Regions from separate parts of the Homo sapiens genome. Here region 2 is linked to region 1. Evidence: chromatin loops called from intact Hi-C (ENCODE). Cell type or tissue: endothelial cell of umbilical vein. All regions are shown on one strand. Each heading gives the region's core, and the rest is flanking DNA. Links, peaks and the distances in the headings are about the cores only.

What was found. Peaks named below come from ENCODE experiments on the same cell type or tissue, not always from the same donor. Only the 100,000 strongest peaks of a DNase experiment are listed, where the experiment ranks them.
Region 2: it touches region 1 in a loop (2.2-fold over the local background); 7 of 110 quality-filtered maps call a loop at or near these places.

The regions. Positions count from the first base shown.
Region 1 is chr5:127,205,258-127,208,181 of GRCh38, reverse strand. No RefSeq gene overlaps it. Among named protein-coding and RNA genes, the nearest start is that of MEGF10, 84 kb to the left of the region's middle. In endothelial cell of umbilical vein, for the core only: no CTCF peak of the experiment used is centred there; a DNase peak (open chromatin) is centred at 1,711; H3K27ac peaks cover 1,337 bases.
Region 2 is chr5:127,069,010-127,071,933 of GRCh38, reverse strand. C5orf63 (chromosome 5 open reading frame 63) reads left to right here. Exons shown (of 5, transcript NM_001164478.2): 2 at 249-350. Among named protein-coding and RNA genes, the nearest start is that of C5orf63, 3.0 kb to the left of the region's middle. In endothelial cell of umbilical vein, for the core only: no CTCF peak of the experiment used is centred there; a DNase peak (open chromatin) is centred at 1,513; H3K27ac peaks cover 1,733 bases.

The DNA.
Region 1 (2,924 bases), core at 151-2,650:
GGTTGCTGTTTAGCTTATTTCAGTGTTTTGGCCCTGTAAATAACACTGCAATGTGTATCTTGGCCTTTTGTCTTTATTGCCATAGCCTTTCAATGGGCCTCCTTGTCTTCCAAATTAATCCTCTCCAGCTTTCTAATTTTCCACATTCCCTCAGAATATCTCCAAATTCCTCAATAGGTAAAAATCCTCCATTTGGTGCCGCCTGTCTTTTAGCCTCACCTCCTACCACTACCCACCAAGCACTCATCATGCTGCCCGTGCTGAAGCAACAGCTAAAATACTGCTGGTTTACTCATGCTGCCATACTCTTGACATCATTTATCTTGAATCCTTCTTGGAACTTGCTGGATGTGCTAGGAATGATAGTAAGATTGACCTTGAGTTCTGAACCTGAACCCTCCAGGGAAGCCATATTTAACCGCTTGCTGCCCGCTCAGGTTCCACCTGATGATCCCAGCTAAGACTCAGACACCTACAACAAACACACCTGCAGCTTTTTGTATGAGGTGGGAGCTGACCTGTGCCTACCATCTGCCTCCTAACACCTTGCCTGGACCTCTGACCCTGCCTTGCTGTGGCTGCTCCAACCCATGAAATGCCATAAGCAAATTGCCTGGCATACAAAAAGAATACTCAAATAAAATTCTTTCCTGAAGGCACTCTAGTTCCTACTTGTGTTAGGCCATTGTCTACATGATATAAAGAAATAACTGAGGCTGGGTAATTTATAAGAAAAGAAGTTTAATTGATTCATGGTTCTACAGGCTGTACAAGCATAGTGCAGGCATCTGCTCAGCTGCTTGAGAGCCTCAGGGAGCTTTTACTTATGGCAGAAGGTGAAGAGGGAACAGGTACGTTGCATGGCCAGAGCAGGGGCAAGAGAGAGGGTAGGAGGTGCCACACACTTTTAAACAACCAGATCTTGAGAGAACTCACTATTGCGAGGATAGCACCAAGCCACAAGAGATCTGCCCCCATGACCCAATCATCTCCCACCAGGCCCCACCTTCAACATTAGGGATTACATTTCAACTTGAGATTTAGATTTATTTATTTATTTAGATTTTTCACTATGCCACTTCCCTGTTTTGATCAAAGATCCAGGCACATTTCCTGGTTCTTCACAGTTAGTCTTCTGGTCCACTTTCAATCTGACAATACCAGGCATTGCCAGTTTCACCAGTCAGCAACTTTTCTTCCTCCAAACGCCTTTCCTGGCATTACTTCACCCAAGTTAAACATCAAATTTCCTCAATTCTAAAGTAGGATGATACTGTCCAGCTGGTGAAATGCCGTTTTCCACCCTACAAAGATATTGGCACAGGACAAATATATGTTTGTTCATCAGGGCATATTCAAACAAACAGAAGTAACAAAAGTATAATACTGGCATGTCCCTTTGTCCCCTCTCCAAAACCTACCATTACTGCATGCCACAGACAGTTAAATAGAGAAGCCACACACTTCAAAATGTGACTGTGGCTAAATAGTGTACCAGTCATGCATTGTGTTCAAGGATGCAGTTGACATTGATGCAATATGCCAAGCATTTGCAGGAAGATCTTTAACCAATGCCTTTTAAAATGAATATTGAGTCTGATTCCCGCCCCTACCCCGCTTTCCCTCTATAAACACTCATGGGAGAGCTAGGGGGAAGATTCTCTTTAGAATGAGGTCAGTCTTATGAGCAAATGGATGAATGGTCTATGTGTCATAATGTAAACAATGAGGGAACTCTGTTTCAAAACATCCCCCATGGGACCAATTGTTAGATTTATTTCCTTGCACTAAGCCATTGTCTACAGAATAGCAATACTAAAATACAAATATCTCCTTTGGCAGGGGCAGCAATACATTAATGCAAGAAGAAAAATCTCTACACATTTGTATTTAGCAATTGCTACTCTGTTCAAAGATATTTTAAAGTAGATATTTAAGAAGAAAGAAAAAAAGACATAAGTCCTTTAAGAAATAGGTTGTTCTAGAAAACAGTATTAATCATATACTGTTATGTGAGGAAGGCAGATTATAAATGAATTTATAATAGTCCCATTTTTGTAAATGAAAAAATGTGTAAATACCAGACTGCCATCCTTCCTCTTAAAAAGACTGGAAGAATAGTTTCCACAATGTTCGTAGTGCTAATAGTCAAGGGGTAGAATATGAGAGATTTTTTAATCTTCATTTTATCTGCTTCTTTTGCTTCAATTTTTAATGAACATACATTTCTATAAGAAAATATCCTTAAAATTTATATGTATATATTCATGCACTTTTCTGTATGTTTCTAGGTTTAATTAAAGCATATCCTCAATGGAGAAGAGCATTTTATGTGAAGTAGAATGAATAATTAGGATTTGAAAGGGAGAAGGATACATTGCACAGATACTTTCTTTCCTGAGAGCTGAACCATGTAACCTAAGGAAAAATTTTTTTTTCTCTGAGACAAATGAGATTCAGAGCAGGTAGAATGAACAGAAAAGGCCCTGGGAATGCTTTTGGTACATGGGCACACCTTGCCTTCTTCCTGAGGAGTTCCGCGAAGGTAACAAAATTTGAGACATTTCCTTTCTGGGCTTTGACATTTGAGCGAAACTTTCTGAGTTATGGGAGTGGCTGTGTAGGTCCTTTTCTGTTTTTTGTTTGTTTGTTTGTTTTGTTTTTACTTTATTGTAGTAAGAACACAACATGAGATCTAGTCTCAAATTTTTACGTGTACAGTACATTGTTGCTGACTATAGGTACAGTGTTTTACAGATCTCTAGAGCTTATTTATCTTGCTTAACTGAAACTTTATGCCTATTGATTAGACATAATCAATAAACATTAGACATAATCAATAAGGAATCATTTAGGGAATCTCACCATTTACCTCTCCCCACAGCAAATATCATTCCACTCTTCAATTGTATGAATTTGATTAT
Region 2 (2,924 bases), core at 234-2,733, 140 kb after region 1:
TCCAGATGCCTGGCTCTAAAGTACTCAGAGGCACTATGAGAAATCCCTTTAAAATAGGTTATTTTTTATTATTAAAGTTTTTTTATTTCATAACTTGTATATACTCTAGCTGGCTGATGTATTCAGTTACTCTAATGCTAGGCCTTGGGGTTTCAAACATAGCAGGACCTTGAGGTGATCTGGTACAAGTAGCGAGGTGTTTTTATGTTCCTTATTTAAATCTAATTTTTGCTACTGCTTTATTCAAGGACTGTACATCAGAGGAAGCCAAAAGCCAGCTGGAATACTTCCTGAATACAGTTTTAATCTTGTTTGCAATTATTTCGAAGGGGAGAAATCATCTGGATCAGGTATGTGTAGCTACACAGCAGGGACTAGGTGAGCTTCCTCTATCCTTCCCCTAGTATTGCATAACAAATTCTAGGGACAAAATCATTTGGGGAAGAATATGCAAATGAAAAGTTTTGGCTAAGTTTATCTTAGACATGATTCCACATCCCTAACTTCCCATCCCAGTACAGCCACGGAGAACAGGAAACATGAAAATGTTACTCTCTTTTTATTCCAATCCTTACCAAAGTTAAAGTTCCTAGATATGGAGGCAAACTGAAAGAACCTACCTACTATTTTTAGAAAGTATCCATCTCCAAGGATTTCAGACCATTTCACCAGTAATATCTAGTAACAGCCTTTTTACTGTTGTAGCCTTCATCACTGTGGTATTGTGTTATTTGTTTGTGAGTCTTTCTCCTGCTCAAGGTGTGAGTTTCTTAAGGGCAGTGACAATATCTTAATCACTTTTATATTTCTAATACATGGCACAGCACCTGGCACATTGCAAATGCTCAGTACAAGCTATAGAAATGAAAAGATAGTGTCCCTGAAGGGAGGTTGGATCTATAAAAAGTATAAAACATTGAGAATGTAACAAGATACTGAAAAGAATATAAAGCAGTCACCTCCTTTCAGGTTGTTACTAGAGACAGAAGTAATGCTTTAATAAACAGCTTGGAGCAGGGAAGAGTGTATTTGGGAATACATTAGATGCTCCTCAAACTGCCTTCCAAGGAGATCTGGCCTGGTCAGTTGTGGGTCCTTTGTTGTTTAGAATATGCAAGCTAAAAGCTTCCACCAGTCCTGTCTCCACACTTTCTCCAGGCCTGCCATGCAACGCCTCACCCAAACACCTGTTTAGCAAATATTTGAAGAGTATCTGTTTGAAAGTGTGCCAAATTATTAGCTTATGTAGGGCACCAGTATCTTGGTTTGGTCTTGCCTTAAGGATAGAGGACCTCTGTAGAGTCACTATCTTAAGTCTGGTCACTATTTTAAGTCTAGGTTGCCCAAATAATATTGAAGGAAATCCACACTTGTCTTTTCTACTTTACTAACAACATTTCAAAGGAGTTCAAAGTTGACAGCTTTTTGTGTTGTAATAGGACAGTGGTGGTATATGCTGCTGCCTTCTGTTGCCAATGGGATTGCAGCAGAAATCGCATTGTTACAACTGGAAACAAATGAATTTCCTCTCATTGTTCCAGTGCTTTTTCATGTTAATCATGAAATAATGGGGAAATGATTTTTAGTCAGGAGGGAAGGACATGACGTTGAATTATTTGATTTTTTTAAAACTCTTTGTTTCTTAAAACACATAGTCCTTCCATCCAGTGAAGAAAAATGATTCTATTATTTAATAGAAAACTCAGTAAATTCAGCCATTTCTCCAGGTTCAAAAATGAAATGGATGTGAATCTTTTTAGATTTAGAGAACAGAGCCTAATTCTTATGGTAAAAGAATTCTACTGTCTGAAACTGAGACTTTCCTCATTCTCTCCATCCTTAAATTAAGCCTTATACAAAATGAAGTGTCTGTTAATTGGTATACTCTGAGGATTAATATGAAAAGTGTTTTGCGATTTTTTGGGAAGAAAGAGGATTGAACTTGGAGATGCCTTCTAGTTCTGAAATTCTGTGTTGATCTCATTATATATAAAAATATGCCATTGTTCCAGGAGAAAATACAGAGAAATGAACTAAAAAATATAGTATGAAAGACTTTAAGCATTAGTTTCCTTATACATAAAGCAAGGGGAATCTCCAAAGTCACTTCCAGTTCCAAAACATTAAAAAAATTCTATCAATGATAGCTATTAAAAAACAGAATAGGACTCAAAAGATTGTAGAATCCCACATAACTGAGGGATGCCACAGCCTAATGTCAAGCAAGAGTGGATGGCTCCCAACATTCAGATTGAAGACTGTATTTCTACAGGCCTGGGTCTTACTGTTATCACAAGTCCAGGGAAATGCTGGATTTAGCAACTCAATGTCCAAAGTCACTTGCTACAAAATGGCAAGCAATGAATGAAACATCTTTTAGGTTTTGTGGGGGCACAAAGATAACTTTATCTCTTTGACAAGATAAATTGAAAGTGGGTGGAATTTTAGGGACAAAGAGAAGACATTGCCTGGGTGGATGGTTTTTGAATTGCAAACAGTTGTTTTTGGAAATGGGATTATGTGCTTTTTAAATAGCAGGGAAACTTGCATTACTAGCTGGGTACAATAAGACTAAGATGTTTAATGAAATTGCCTTCTTTCTAGGTCAGTATTAAGTATAAGAGATATCGTCAAAGGGAATGGGTCATGTTGGTTAAGAAGGATAATGTGGAAAGGAGCCTGCCTAATTCCTTATATACTTTTTTCCCATCCCTTGAACTAGAATGATTTTGCCCTCATCTTAATGCTATCTTTATGGAATGAAGGAATTTTCAAATTGGTTTTTAAACTCTATTAAGGCCTCATGTATGATATAACCCAACCACATTATTCAGGTTTTCTTGGCTTTCAGGAACAGCTTTGCAGCCATTATGTCATAATTGAACCGAGCATTGTTGCACACTCTGAATTTGGAATATGCTGCT